Regions from separate parts of the Homo sapiens genome. Here all the other regions are linked to region 1. The links are chromatin contacts, found by Hi-C or POLR2A ChIA-PET in ENCODE. All regions are on one chromosome and are shown on one strand. Each heading gives the region's core, a stretch centred on a gene start or an enhancer-like site at or near the end of the contact. The rest is flanking DNA. Distances are from core to core; before and after follow the strand shown.

Region 1 (3,192 bases), core at 302-2,801:
CACACAAAACCACCATATCTACATCAAATGTACTATGATTACACTTGGAGGTTTGAGCTTAATAAGAAAATACTGGCTGTCCATCCCATTACTGGGCGTATACCCAAAGGATTATAAATCATGCTGCTATAAAGACACATGCACACGTATGTTTATTGTGGCACTATTCACAATAGCAAAGACTTGGAACCAACCCAAATGTCCATCAATGATAGACTGGATTAAGAAAATGTGGCACATATACACCATGGAATACTATGCAGCCATAAAAAGGATGAGTTCATGTCCTTTGTAGGGACATGGATGAAGCTAGAAACCATCATTCTGAGCAAACTGTCACAAGGACAGAAAACCAAACACCGCATGTTCTCACTCATAGGTGGGAATTGAACAGTGAGAACACATGGACACAGGGTGGGGAACATCACACACCAGGGCCTGTTGTGCGGTGGGGGGAGGGGGGAGGGACAGCATTAGGAGATATACGTAATGTAAATGATGAGTTAACGGGTGCAGCACACCAACATGGCACATGTATATATACGTAACAAACCTGCACATTGTGCACATGTACCCTAGAACTTAAAGTATAATAATAATTTAAAAAAAAAGAAAAGAAAGTATTGGCTGTCATTAAAAAAACATATTATTTTTTTCAAAAACGAAAACCTTTGCGAACACATTCTAATTTATACCAAAGAACTAAAGTGCCAGGAAGACATAGGGACAATTCAAATTTGAGTTTGTGATGAGTGGCTATGATCAAATTTTGCATTATTCCTTAGATTTAATTTATCATCTCTGTAAGCAACAATCTTCAGGGCAAGGGAGAGCTTTTAGAGCCTTTGTTACAGTCAAATTTATCTAAAAGACAGAACTTTTCATCAAGGGAATTAAAGACAGCACGGCTTCTTCCATACACTTGGGTTAAGTTGGTTTTTTTTTTCTTTTCTTTCAAATATCAATAGCTTAAGACAGAAACAGCATATGGGAAACCCAGAAAACCATTTACACTCAGCAGATATGTCCAGCTGGACTTCACCCCAGCAGAGGTTAAACATTAACAGGTGCAAGGAGAGACTTTTGTGAAAATACTGTTTCATATGACTTCATCTCATAAACAGTTAATGTTCGTGGATATTTTATACCCCCTTAGGCAACAATTTCTTTTTCCTCCCCTGTTCACTTCAGCAGTCCTGTTTTCTCCACCCTGGCTTCCCTATTTCATCCCCCATCACATCCCAAGAAATGAATTCTCCTATCTTCCTCCTCTTTTGGCATGCCCCATTAAACTTGGAGCAGTCTTAGGTGATTTTGCTTCCTGCTTGAGAAAGGGATGTCATCATGGTGTATCTGAATCTGGAACTGGCAAATATATGCTCCATATAGACCCATCACTCCTTGTCGATGACATTGATAAGAAATTGTAGCACTTTTCTCCCCTGATTCTAGGTGTGCCTCCAAATTTTTCTCAATTCAGTATCCTAAGCAATCACTACCATTTGGTAGGAGCAGGTGCTTGGGGTGCAGGCTAATTGCCATCCCTATCTGAGATCCTGGTCATGTGCTTCCCTCTTCTGTAGGTGGAGTTCTACTTTTACAGCTCTTAGCATCAGTGTTTCAGGATATAATAGGTGGTGTGTGTGTGTGTGTGTGTGTGTGTGTGTGTTTAAAAAAAAAAAGTAACCCCCTTTTCTAAAACTCAACTACAACCTTCTTAACAAACCAGCTCAAAATATGCCAACCACCTACTTATACTAACTTTTTTTTCCTTCCTCTCCCATTTTGTCTCCAATTTCTTCCTCCCCACCACCCCATCTTTCCCTCAGTAATGGTGGTGGTCGTAGCTCCAAAAGGGAGACCATTCTAAGAACCTAATGAATCTGAGAATGTGAAGGTTTATAGGAACTTCCTAAATTAAAATGTGGGCATTGCTTCACCCCAGAATGTCCTTGTATCCTTTCTGAAAGACAGTGCAAGCAGAATGCATCTCACCTGTTCCATGCAGCTCCATTCATTTGGGGTCCTCTTCTGCTACCTGGGGAACCTGGCAAAGTGTACTTGTATTGTGTACATGGGGCCTCTGGGCTTGTCTCACAGGCCATGGTGGGAGGTAGAGGAAGTGGAAGGGAAAATATTCCTACCCAAGATCTGGCTACTGACCTCTTCTAGAGTCTGTTGTACCCAAGCTGTACAACAGAGTATGAGAGAAAGAGAAAGAAGTGAGGAAAGTGGTGGGAAAGGGAGGTGGTGGGCAGAGTAGAGAGGAGGCAAGGAAGGTTGGGGAGGAAGGAGAAGAGAAAAAGAGGAGGAGGGAAGGGGAAGAAGAAAAGGAAAGAACACAAGGTGTTGCATATGGATTTTCTCCTGTAATTTTCACAGCAAGCCTGGGAAATATACATAACCATTATTGCTGTTCCTTTTCTCTTCAGATGAGGAAACTGAAGCTTAGAAAGTTTAAGAAACTGGCTTAAGATCTCATAGGTAGTAATTCGTGATGCAAGAATTTCATCCCATGTAGTCTGAATCCAGAGCCTGCTATTCCTGCAAGGAGTAAAAGAAGAACATACAAACTAAAGATGGTAAAATGGGCTTTCTAAAGAAGTTTGAGCATCTTTGGAAATAGGGAAACAGAATTAATGCTGTGTTTTAAAAAAAGTAGACCAAAGCTACAGGGACTTTGGAGATCCTCTAGTCTAAGTGGATTATTTTCAGAAGATGAAACTGAGGCTAACAGAAGCTAGGGAGGACCCTCTCTCCTCCCAACTCCAAGTCCTGGCTTCATAAACAGGCCTTTAAAAAGCGAAGTTATTGCCGTCAAGAACTGCTTAGATTTAGTTGGGAGAAGAGAGCAGGAAGGGAGAAGGGTTGGAACTGGCTAATTGTCAGTTGTTACCCACACTGGGTTAATTTCAAGTCTAATGGTACCTGAAGTCAGTTCCTCCTCTCCCTCCTGGGTGGGGGTCAGACAGAGACTCACTTAGTGAATGCCCGGGGGTCCATTCAGTGATGGTGGTTGAGACAATGCTGGCTGGTGCAGATTGCTTGTTTTGGAACCAGCATTCCAGGGCAGGCATTCCACACAAGTGGCCACAGCATTCTGCATTCTTGGAAGGGACCACTACATCCCAGGAATGGATGGCTTTGTTATGTCTTATCTCCTAATCTGCAGTTGGAGATTTTCCTTCCTTT
Region 2 (3,612 bases), core at 552-3,051, 270 kb before region 1:
ATGTGATTTAATAGAGGGAATTAGGTGCTATGGTAGGCAGAATTTATCAAATGGTTCCCCAAAAATCTTATACTGTAATTCTATAAGCTGTAAGTATGCTAATATAACACTCCTGTGATATATTATATGACTCAGTTTAAGAAAAGGAGATTATCTAAGGGGCCTGATCTAATCACATGAGCCCTTAAAAGCAGGCAGCTTTCTCCTCGTAAAGGAAAAGCAAATCAGAGTTAAAGTGTGGGGATGGATTTGACACAAGGATTCTGCTGCTGGCTGTGATGTTGTGAGAAGGACTCCACGTGGAGGATGCAGGAGGCCTTGTGGGAAGGAACGTAGGTGGCTTTAAGGAGTTGAGAGAGGCCCCTGGTTGATGTTAGCAAGGAAAGGGGAATGTCAGTCCTAAAAGCAGGAGGAAGTAAATTCTTCCAACCACATGAATGAACTTGGATGTAGATTCTTTCCAGCGCCTCCAGATAAGAGCTCAATCTGACTGACCCCTTGATTTCAGCCCTGTGAGAACCCAGAGTAGAGAACCAAGTTGAGCTCACCTGCTCTACGGAAGTGTGTGATAAGTGTTGTTTTAAGGTGCTAAGTTTGTGATAATTTGCTATATAAATTTTTTTAGTAAAATGAAATTGCTGCAACTTCCATTGCCTTCCATTGCCTGAAACAAATAGGAATAGAAAGCAAATATGAGTGCTTACTACATTGCAGAAAAGACTAGAACCAAGAAAGTACTATGCTGTGGAAAAGACTAGAACCAAGAAAGTAAGGTGGATTACTCTTAGCTTTCAGGTTATGTCACACAGGTTGCCACCTGAGGTCAGGAAATAATAACTGGCCCACAGCCTTGAAGCTGGTGCCTAGAGGTGACCAGCCAGCTACTATGTTGGTCACATCTGTGGGAGCTCATACTCAAGTCACCACCACCACCATTGACAGAGGAAGAGGCATCTCTTGCTCTCTTTCCCCTTACAGATATCTCACAAATGAATTTCATTGTCAAATGTAAGTCAAATTCAGAACCTTGGTGGAAAGCAAATCTGGGATATGTAGTTCCCAGGCTTCTGGTGCCTGAGATAAAGGGGAACATATATAAAGGTGGGGGGGGATAATGCTGATTGACCATGAATTTTACCCAATATGGCTCTTCAGACTTTCAAGATCCCTTTAAGTCAGCATTCTCATAGGAGTTATTATTTTCATTTTACAGACCAGAAGACTGAGCTTCAATTGGGTTAAGTATCTTGCCAAAGTTTCATAAATGGTATGTAGCAAAACCGAGAGTAGAACTAAATCTCTTTCTCCCCAAGCCTACATTTTTCAGGCTCTGCAGCTGGCGATGGCCTGCAGATGGAATTTATATTATTGGCTGACAATTGGGCCATGTAGACTCAACTGAGAAGGCAATGGAAGTTGCAGCAATTTCATTTTATTAAAAAAAAAGTTCTCCTGGTAAAGGGCTGCTATTAGACTCTTGGAATCCTGTCCAGCTTCATCTTCTCCTCCCTTCTGTCATCCAAGCTTCCTCCTTGGCCCACATTCCCTAACTTTGCACACAAACCTTGCAATGTATGCTCTGATTTCTGGGTTAAATTTGGTGAAGGGCATCCCCTGCTGTCCTTTTACCTGGTGAATACATGGAATTGGCCCTTCTCCTCTGCGTTTAGGGTCTCACTGCCCTCCCTCATTAGTTGGGATCTGGCGCTGGGCTATGAGCAGCATCAGTAGTATCCTCTACTAAAGGGAATCATGTAGCATTTCCCCCAGACAGCTCTATCTTCCCTGCATACCAATCCAATTACAAACAAATTGGGCCACAGGCTCAAGCATGAGAGCAATTTGGCCTTCTCTCCTCTACTGCTGACAGCTTTAAATCTGCTCCCTTTAAAAACTCAACTCCAGGAGGGGATTTTAGCACCCAAGCTTAAGAGCAGTGGGTGCAATTATCCCAAATATCAGGGTGCCGAGAGACTTAGAGGAAGAGCTCCAGATAATATTTTTCAGGGAAAAAAAAATTAAAGAGACAGGTTCTTTGGGATTTCCCCATGGCTGCAGGTTAGAGTCTTGGAGGCTGGTCTTTGCAGGTCTGTTATTAACTTGGCCTGACTTGATCGGCTCTCTCTGGATTCCCTTTTCCTCTCTGGCTGGTTGCCTTTTCTCTCCTGGACTCTGCCTTAGTGGTGAGGAATTCATTCCTAGGTTTCTGGAGGGAGAGAAAGAATGTTTCAGCTGTCTTTACTATGCCTTAAAAGACATAGTTTTTTTTTTTTGAAACATATGCTCATAGTTTGATAGAGCTGAACTCACATAAAAGCAGAGCATCTTCATATGGGGTGACAAGTGGACAGCCCACCTCTTCAGAAAGCCCAGGATCAGCCAGGCTTTCTCCCCATGATGAATCCCATGGGCAAGCTGCTGGGGGAGTTGTGTGAATTTGCTCCTTCTGCCTTTTAAAATGTCCATTTAAATGTACTTTAAATTGAAAATCCAACGTAACTAGAAAGAAAAACAGATATGAAGTAAGATTGTACATGTAGGGTTTTTTTTAATCAAAATTTTCCAAGTTCAGGTTTTCTTGAACTGTAATTATTGTGGGTTACATCTTGGCATTGATGCTTAACGTGCTACCTCCCTTTCCTTTGCCTTTTTGAGGGAAAGATCATTTGCCATTTTCTATCATCACACCAGCCACACTTTCCACATGAGGACCCACTGGGGTTTCTAGGGAAATTCACTTGAGTGAGGTGCCCAGCTGGCTGTGAGGCTGGGGCATTTCCCTTTTCATCCCCCATCAGGGGGGCCTCTCCTACACAAAGTTTGCCTCTCCCACACCACTCTTCTTTTCCCAGAGGTGTCTCCAGTGATTTCTAGGATGATCTAGAAGAACTTACTGAGATCTTTAAATAGTGAAGTGAAGTGGGTAGGTGCATTCTCTGCTCTCATGGAGTCTAGGGCCCCAGAGGGAAGCAGATAGGTATGGCTATTGCAGGAAGTAAAAGCAGTGCTGGGATGGGAAGAAAGGTGCCAGGAGAGCATGACAACAGGGTACGTAACCCCAGCTTAGCAGGAAGACTTCCTAGAAGAAAAGGCCATCAAGCATAAATATGTTAATAACATTGCCACAGTCTCTGTGACGGGTGTCAGAAACTGACTCAAGTAGAGAATAAAAGTGAGTGTCGCTAAGGGGAAATCCATCAAGGGAGAGCCTTCATGGGATCCACTTGGATGGACTGCAACAGTACCATGGCCATGCCAATGGACTGTGCAGCTGCACTTTGATGGCCTTTGACTCTCCATCACTAAGTCAGTCAAAGGGCCAGAGCTCCTCCTCCTTTATTTCCTGTCTCTCTTAAGCAACAGCTGTGTAACTCAGTGCCTCTTGATGGGGAAATGTTGAATAGGAGAGAGGAATCCCTAGAGGTCTGTGTGGTGAGGGGAGTGGGAGATGAGGCTGGATTTTCCTTCGGCTCAGTTATGGCACCTGCCTCACTTCATCTGAGCTTTCAGCCCTCAGGTCATGATAGAAAAGAAGATGCTGGGATCATCCTGTCAAACTGTCAAATTTGGGGGTGAATGAAATATTCACTAGGGAGCTCCAAGAAGCCAGAA
Region 3 (3,312 bases), core at 655-3,154, 350 kb before region 1:
GGTCATTTCCTTCTGGGAAGGCTTTTCACCTGGCCTCCAAAGCTCCACTGAGACCTGTCCCTAGATTATCTCTCCAATTAAGGCCCAAGTTAATAGACTTCCCTTATTTCTTAGACATCTGGTTTAGAGCTTGGTGCCTTGGGAATCGCCAAGTTCTGCCCTCATGTGGACATCCCAACCTTGTGAAATTCAAATGTGGAGGAGTTCTTTCACTAACAAGGCAGCTTAATGGGCCTGGGATTAAAAGCACAGCGGCCTGTGTCCAGGACTAGTTATATAAGAGAACCTCCAAGAGAGGACATGTTTTCTCCAAATAAATAAGGCAAAGAGGCTACACTCACTAGTGCCACAGCTGGGGAGCAACTGTGAGCAATGAATTTCTCATGCTAACAAATCCAAGCTCTTTGGAAAACAGATGCTGAGCGCTGGGACTGGCACTGGATCTCCCCTGGCAGGAACTGCAAAGATTCAGAGATGGAAGGGTATCTAGAAATCATTTGTTCATAAACACAGCTGAGGGACCGCAACCTGCTTTTATGCCCTGCCTGGGCTGCCCTGGTGGATCTCTTCCATGCAGTGTTTCTATGAGGAAGAAGGCAGACATGCAAGCTTTCTGCAGCCCACGCTGTACAGAAATAATTAAACAGTTTTTCTTAACCTCTTGAACTTTTCATTTATTATTGCCATCCATTATGTCTACCTTCTCAAATCGCAGAATCCCAAAACTGAGCTCTGGGGTCAAGGGTTTATTGTTTAATGGAGATAGAACATTTTGTAAATTGCACAAAGTCACAATGTTTATAATAGAAGCTTCTGGTGTACTGAATCTTTTCCATTTAACAAACAGTGAGCTTTGACATGTGTTCTTCCTACATAGCAAGAAATCTGGGGTAAGTGCAGTACTGGCATGAATGCATTACCAAATCCTTCCTGTAAACCAAGTGACATCTGCAGTCAAATAAAAACATTCCTTCCACCAAATACCAGGAAATTCTAAAAGTATCACTATTCTTCTAAGGTCATGCTAAAATGAAGTTTTGGCTTTTAGAACACAGAGTAAGGATGAAGAAGGCCAACATTTTTGTCCAATACACATTTGTTGCTACAAGTCCTTGGGGACAACCTCCTGTTTCAAATATGAACATGTGTATGGAGAATTATTCCTAGGATTTAACCTTCAAATGAAAAGTGTAAATATTTTAAGAAAATGTATTAATGTTAAAAAATATTTCTGTTGTCTTTGTTTTTGCTAGAATTTGTACTTTCCAGTCAGGAACGGATTTGCTTGAAACAAAGCAAACATCCTCAAAAATGTACCCAGCCAAAATAACCAATGTATAAATACTTAGGATTAACAAAATATGAATATTCTTCAGTAAAGAAACTTGACCAAGAATTGGAAGTCCTTGGGAAATAACAGAAAAAAAAGTCTTAAACCTAAATTTTTAACCCTTTGTGTTGGAGCTCTAATCAATATATTTAAAGGAAATAAATGTTTGTGCAACATATTCTCCTGCGTTTTTTGGGGGGGACTTAATATAAATTAATGCTAATATAAAACCTTTTGGACTATAAGTGTAGTTACTGAAAACCAATGTAAAAAGTGACATTCCATGAGTGATTACCATAACTATTTTCTTAAGTCTTCACAATTGTCTCACAGCACCGGATATATTTTTGGCTATTTTTTATGAGGTAAAAACACCTATAATACATACATTTTACATTTGTAATGGTTCAGGCAGCTTTCTCTGCAAAATTCTCCATTCCTGAACTTCCCTGGCAATGCTCACTTAATTTTTTTCTCACTGTCTAAGTTTCTAAAAGAATTGTGTAGTATTTAGTGTTTGCCTCAATGGACTCTTGCTTACTGTGGGCCAAGCAAGACCTCGCAGGATTCAGGCTCACCATTGCAAATTGGCCAGCAGGTGTCACTGTGGGTTTGGGTGGTAACCCAACTGACTACAGAAAAGAATGACTGATGAAGGGGAGTAATAAGAAAAGGAGAGAAAGGGAAATACAAAAGCAGGTTCTTAGAGGAAGAGAAAAGTGAATTAAAGATCGCTGATGTTTCCATAGACCTTTTCTCTAGGATTTCAGTGTTCTTTTGTACCACCTCCCTGGTTCTTGTTAGCCCAGATAGGAATTCACTTGCATAAGATCTGTTGATTCTGAGTTAGTCACTAAGGATAACTTCACTAAATAAAATAGCAACAGAGATGAGCAAAGTTGGGAAGAGCTGGATTCCTGCAGCCTGTTCCCGACTACTCAGGCCTTGCCTCTGGGCTTCGTTGCTGTACGTTTTTTTGAACCATAGGCCCCTTTGTTTAACCTCAGAAATGTACAAAGTCTCTCAGCTTTTAAATAGGTCATAGACTTGTGGCCCAGAATAAGATTTTGGCTATCCCTAACCGTTCAGTAGTAAAATAAATCCTACTGTTTCATTACTTAAAGGGGCATCTTGGCCTGGAAAGTTGGTCCTTGTATCTCTCAAAGATTTGGATTGCTCATTTTCAACAAAGCTAGCCTGTTCAAGTCACATCTCTTTCTGAGTGCATGGAATTTCTTAATAAATAAAATTTCAATTTGTAAAATTAACACATATTTCTTGAACACCTGTCAACTTTTAAGAATAGCTGGCCATAAAAACTCTCTGTACAACGAGGAATTCACAGATGGCCTAATTTGAATAACAGGCTATAAATTGATTTCTTTTTTGGCTTGATATGTGAAAACAGCATCCATATTGTTGGTGCAGAGAGCAGGCAGTTTGTTAAAAAAAAAAAAAAAAGGATGCATGACTTGACTTCTCCAAATAAGGCATAACGTGTGTGAAATATCTTAATTGTAGTCAAGTTCTGAAGAAAACAAAGCAGAAAAAGGCTTTAAAGAAAAACAGTAAGTTTTCTACCTTCTGGAGAACCTTTGTGCCACTGTAACAATTTTATTTTTTATTTTTATTTTATTTTATTTTTGAGATGGAGTCTTGCTCTGTCACCCAGGCTGGAGTGCAGTGGCACCATCTCAGTTCACTTCAGCCTCCGCTTCCCCGGCTCAAGTGATTCTCCTGCCTCAGTCTCCTGAGTAGCTGGGATTACAGGCGTGCACCACCATGCCTAGCTAATTTTTGTATTTTTAGTAGAGATGGGGTTTCACCATGTTGGCCAGGATGCACTGTAACACCTTAATGTCTTCTCTGTTCCATCTCACATCATGGACTACCATCACATGATGATGTCATGATACCTCATGGCTGGAGACTGGACCCAGGAGGGTTAGAAACAAAAGCAATTCCTCTGTTATGAACATCCT
Region 4 (3,157 bases), core at 141-2,640, 280 kb after region 1:
GCAAGATCATATGCTATGTAGTGTCTTTCAGACTTCATTTCTTAGTTCCAACTTCTTGCGTAAATTTGTGTAAACCAGCCACCTGCTTTACTGTCTCTTTTATTTCTCACCCAAGCACACACACAGACATATTTTCTCATACACATGTGCTCAGGCTCACCACACATGCCCAGACACATAGAGATGCTCTGGCAATTCTGAACTAGCTTGAAATACAGAGTTGCTTTAATTCACCAAAAACTTTAGATGAACAGTTTAGTTTGATTCTTTTGTGGCCTAGTTGATCTTAATGAGCAAATTCAGGAGATACTTTGACTTTAGAGGCCTTAGAAATACTTCCTGGCTTTTTCTTAACCGGCTAATCTGCAGCAATATTAAGCCTTATAACAACACGAATCACCTAAGTGTCAATACTCTGCTGCAGTAACTGGTCATGTTTCACGACTGCTCCCTACCTGCCCATGATGCTCCTCATCAGGAACTGACCGGACAGGTTCCTGGGCAGACCACAATACTTTAAGACAAGGGAATTGAGACTACCTCAGAGAAAATATCACATACACCACACACATGTGCTATAATGAGCAGGAAGAGAACTTAGCAGATACCCAGTTAAGACCCATCATCATAGAAGTGATACCTTTGGACTCACAGAGCTTGGAGGGGTTTCCCAGAGATTACACTATTGAAAAGGGCCTAGAACTGAAGTCTCCTTATTCAGAGTCTGGCTTTTTTTTCCCATTATACCTTATACTGCCTTCTTCATCTATAAAACAAATGTGCATTTATCCCTTTGGCTACATAGCATTTTCCCAAGAGGAAAAGAGGAGCCTGAGAATGTGAGAGGAACAAGAAAGAGGGCTAGAGGACAGGCCCACAGAATTGTGAAAGAATGCTTGGCATGGGCCTTAAGGAAAATAAATTTTGATTCCAAAATTAAAAAGAAAAATGTCAACTCCCTGAAATCTATTGAGACCCCAACAATTGTCCTTAATGAGGAAGCATAGAAATCACTCAGACAGTGAATGAAATCTTTCCAGAATGTTCTTCATGCTAAATCTCAACTTTTAGAAGTTAAATATTTGTTCTGTGCTTGTGGCTCCTTTAACTGGATTCTTCACAGATGGGCTGCAGAACAGGACATGTGTCTGTACCTTCAGGGATGGGAGCAGCACTTTGCTTCCTGCACCATCTGGTTCACTGTTCCTAGCTGTAGCATAGACCCCCACTACAGCCGAGTAATCAGAAAAAGTCAGAAGAACACCTCAGGGAAAACAATCTAGGATTCAGATTTAACTTCCTCTAAGGAGGATCAAACACTGAAAGACTGTTCCTTTTCAAGTTTTATTAATCCTGGTTCATAATTTCCACCACATCATTAGTCATTTCCTATTTCTGAAGGGCTGGCAGCAGTTGCCGAGGCATCAGGCAGTAAATGGCAAGACAACTGTGCCACCTGTGCACCGTATTGACAGTTACCCACAACAACATCTGGGTGAAAGGCTAATGTGTTTTTTTCTAAAAGGCAAGCCATTTAGAAGTGCAGCCCAGTTTTTGATCTCTTGCTAAATACTTTTATCCACATCATCTCCCCATTTGGGCCTGGAAGTCATCATGTGACCTATGGTACTTTGAAAAGAAAGCAGCAACAGCAACAACAGCAAATCTGCTGTAACCCTGGAGTAGGGTGAGCTCTCGAACTCCTCCCCCGCAAAAAAAGATGGGAATCTGCTTCTCACTGAGACAAACCCAAGAGCTGAAATTTAAAGAATGGAAAGTGACAAGAATGATGTCCCTTTTTAAAAGACCCCTTTTTAAAAACACATAGATGAAATGTAACTTATAAAGCACTTGAAAGCTGCCTAGTAAGACTAATTGCATGAGGGCTTCACCCAGCTCATCAAGGCACGTAGGCAGCCACATCCCACAGGGCATGACATCTCGATTTCCTAAGGTCAGAGAGTCTCCCATGTGACAGATAGAAAGGGTCTTTTAGTTCTGGGAACCAAATGGAGGGCTAAAAATGGGAAAAGGTACATAGCAGCTCTGTTGGCCAAGCCCCTGACTGGTGACTCTGCCTCTGATCCATCCCAAGAGCCATGGCTGGTCCCAGAAACCTCTGAGCTACATTTCCTCCCCTGGCAACTTCCTGTAACAAGGACTTTAAAGGAAACACAAATAAAGCTCATTTGGGGATATTTTAATTTTTAAAAGGCAAAACCCTAATACCTAGCCCTTAAATAGCATTTCCATCTGGATAATCCCAAGCACCCTGCCAACAGTTGGGTAATCACATCCCCACCTAGCAAAGAGGGAAATTCCCAGACTTATTACATCTCTCATGAAGGAATGAAAATTGAAGATAGCAAATTAAGGGGATAGATAGCTTTTCTCTATTACCATTCAAAACATAGAAATTTTCTTCAAGAACTATAACTTTGAGTGCCATGTGGGGTATTAAAACTGAGCCAGGATAAGTGTTCAGATACACAAGATAGCCCCCATCCATCTCCAACTCATCCAGCAATGGTAGCACCAGGAGGTCATAAAAATGCAATTCCACAGGGTGGTAGCATCAGCTACCATAGGAACAGGGGTGGAAAATTTGGAGAAAATAAATCTCTTGTTCTTTTTTTCTAATACTGGTCCCTGCTGTTACCTGCCAGCCTCAAAGTACAAAAAGCATCACAACATTCATCCCATTACATTTTAAGAAGTCTGTTCTGTACATCTGACCTCTTTTGATCTTTCAGAAGCTTCTAGGGAAAGACTAAATGTTCAAATTATAATCATGAATTAGAATTTTTCTTTTGGACTACATATGCATACATACAAACATGCATGCAAACACTATCCCAGCCTTTGACCTTATTTTAAATCCTCCAATTCCACTCTGATATCCCCCCTCTGGATTTTATGTGGTAGTCAACAATCCATTTATTAACTACTTGTCAAAGTATCAGGAAGGAGTAACTACCATTTCTTATTTTTGCCAATTACAATATTCCTCATCTTAGAGTGTTATCCCTGGTTTTACCACGAGGATAGTAAAAGGTTCATACAATAGGACTTGGGCTTTTATAGCAGACCGATTGTCACGATGGGCCCTTAATTTCCTTTCTACAATTTAACTCATTAAATTCTCATTATCTCTGTA

Evidence for each region. A loop is a pair of places that touch in the nucleus more often than their neighbours do. ChIA-PET counts read pairs that join two places held with the same protein, here RNA polymerase II (POLR2A). Pooled maps may share reads with other maps.
Region 2: a map with no recorded cell type shows a loop between it and region 1 (5-fold over the local background). The contact joins two enhancer-like sites. A Hi-C loop is called at or near these places in 18 of 37 single-sample maps with no recorded cell type and 5 of 50 pooled maps. POLR2A ChIA-PET finds 5 or more read pairs at or near these places in 2 of 52 experiments (GM12878 and HepG2).
Region 3: a loop to region 1 is called in a map of endothelial cell of umbilical vein, with 7 times the contacts of the local background. The contact joins two enhancer-like sites. A Hi-C loop is called at or near these places in 3 of 168 maps with a recorded cell type or tissue (IMR-90, endothelial cell of umbilical vein and heart left ventricle), 13 of 37 single-sample maps with no recorded cell type and 5 of 50 pooled maps. POLR2A ChIA-PET finds 5 or more read pairs at or near these places in 1 of 52 experiments (activated T-cell).
Region 4: a pooled map shows a loop between it and region 1 (5-fold over the local background). The contact joins two enhancer-like sites. A Hi-C loop is called at or near these places in 1 of 168 maps with a recorded cell type or tissue (endothelial cell of umbilical vein), 1 of 37 single-sample maps with no recorded cell type and 6 of 50 pooled maps. POLR2A ChIA-PET finds 5 or more read pairs at or near these places in 1 of 52 experiments (HepG2).

Annotation. Positions count from the first base shown.
Region 1 is chr14:53,887,645-53,890,836 of GRCh38, forward strand. All of the region lies in intron 2 of LOC107984676 (a long non-coding RNA gene), which reads right to left. Among named protein-coding and RNA genes, the nearest start is that of LINC02331, 38 kb to the left of the region's middle. Within about 2 kb of position 1,552, at least 5 of the 41 ENCODE cell types and tissues checked have a DNase peak (open chromatin) inside an H3K27ac peak, as active enhancers do; they include endothelial cell of umbilical vein, where a contact is called at or near this core.
Region 2 is chr14:53,618,355-53,621,966 of GRCh38, forward strand. The region is part of intron 2 of LOC105370504 (a long non-coding RNA gene); the gene reads left to right. Among named protein-coding and RNA genes, the nearest start is that of LINC02331, 230 kb to the right of the region's middle. RefSeq lists a silencer at 3,270-3,339. Within about 2 kb of position 1,802, at least 2 of the 41 ENCODE cell types and tissues checked have a DNase peak (open chromatin) inside an H3K27ac peak, as active enhancers do.
Region 3 is chr14:53,537,752-53,541,063 of GRCh38, forward strand. All of the region lies in intron 2 of LOC105370504 (a long non-coding RNA gene), which reads left to right. Among named protein-coding and RNA genes, the nearest start is that of LINC02331, 310 kb to the right of the region's middle. Within about 2 kb of position 1,905, at least 3 of the 41 ENCODE cell types and tissues checked have a DNase peak (open chromatin) inside an H3K27ac peak, as active enhancers do.
Region 4 is chr14:54,168,226-54,171,382 of GRCh38, forward strand. All of the region lies in intron 4 of LOC105370507 (a long non-coding RNA gene), which reads right to left. Among named protein-coding and RNA genes, the nearest start is that of BMP4, 210 kb to the left of the region's middle. Within about 2 kb of position 1,391, at least 5 of the 41 ENCODE cell types and tissues checked have a DNase peak (open chromatin) inside an H3K27ac peak, as active enhancers do; they include endothelial cell of umbilical vein, where a contact is called at or near this core.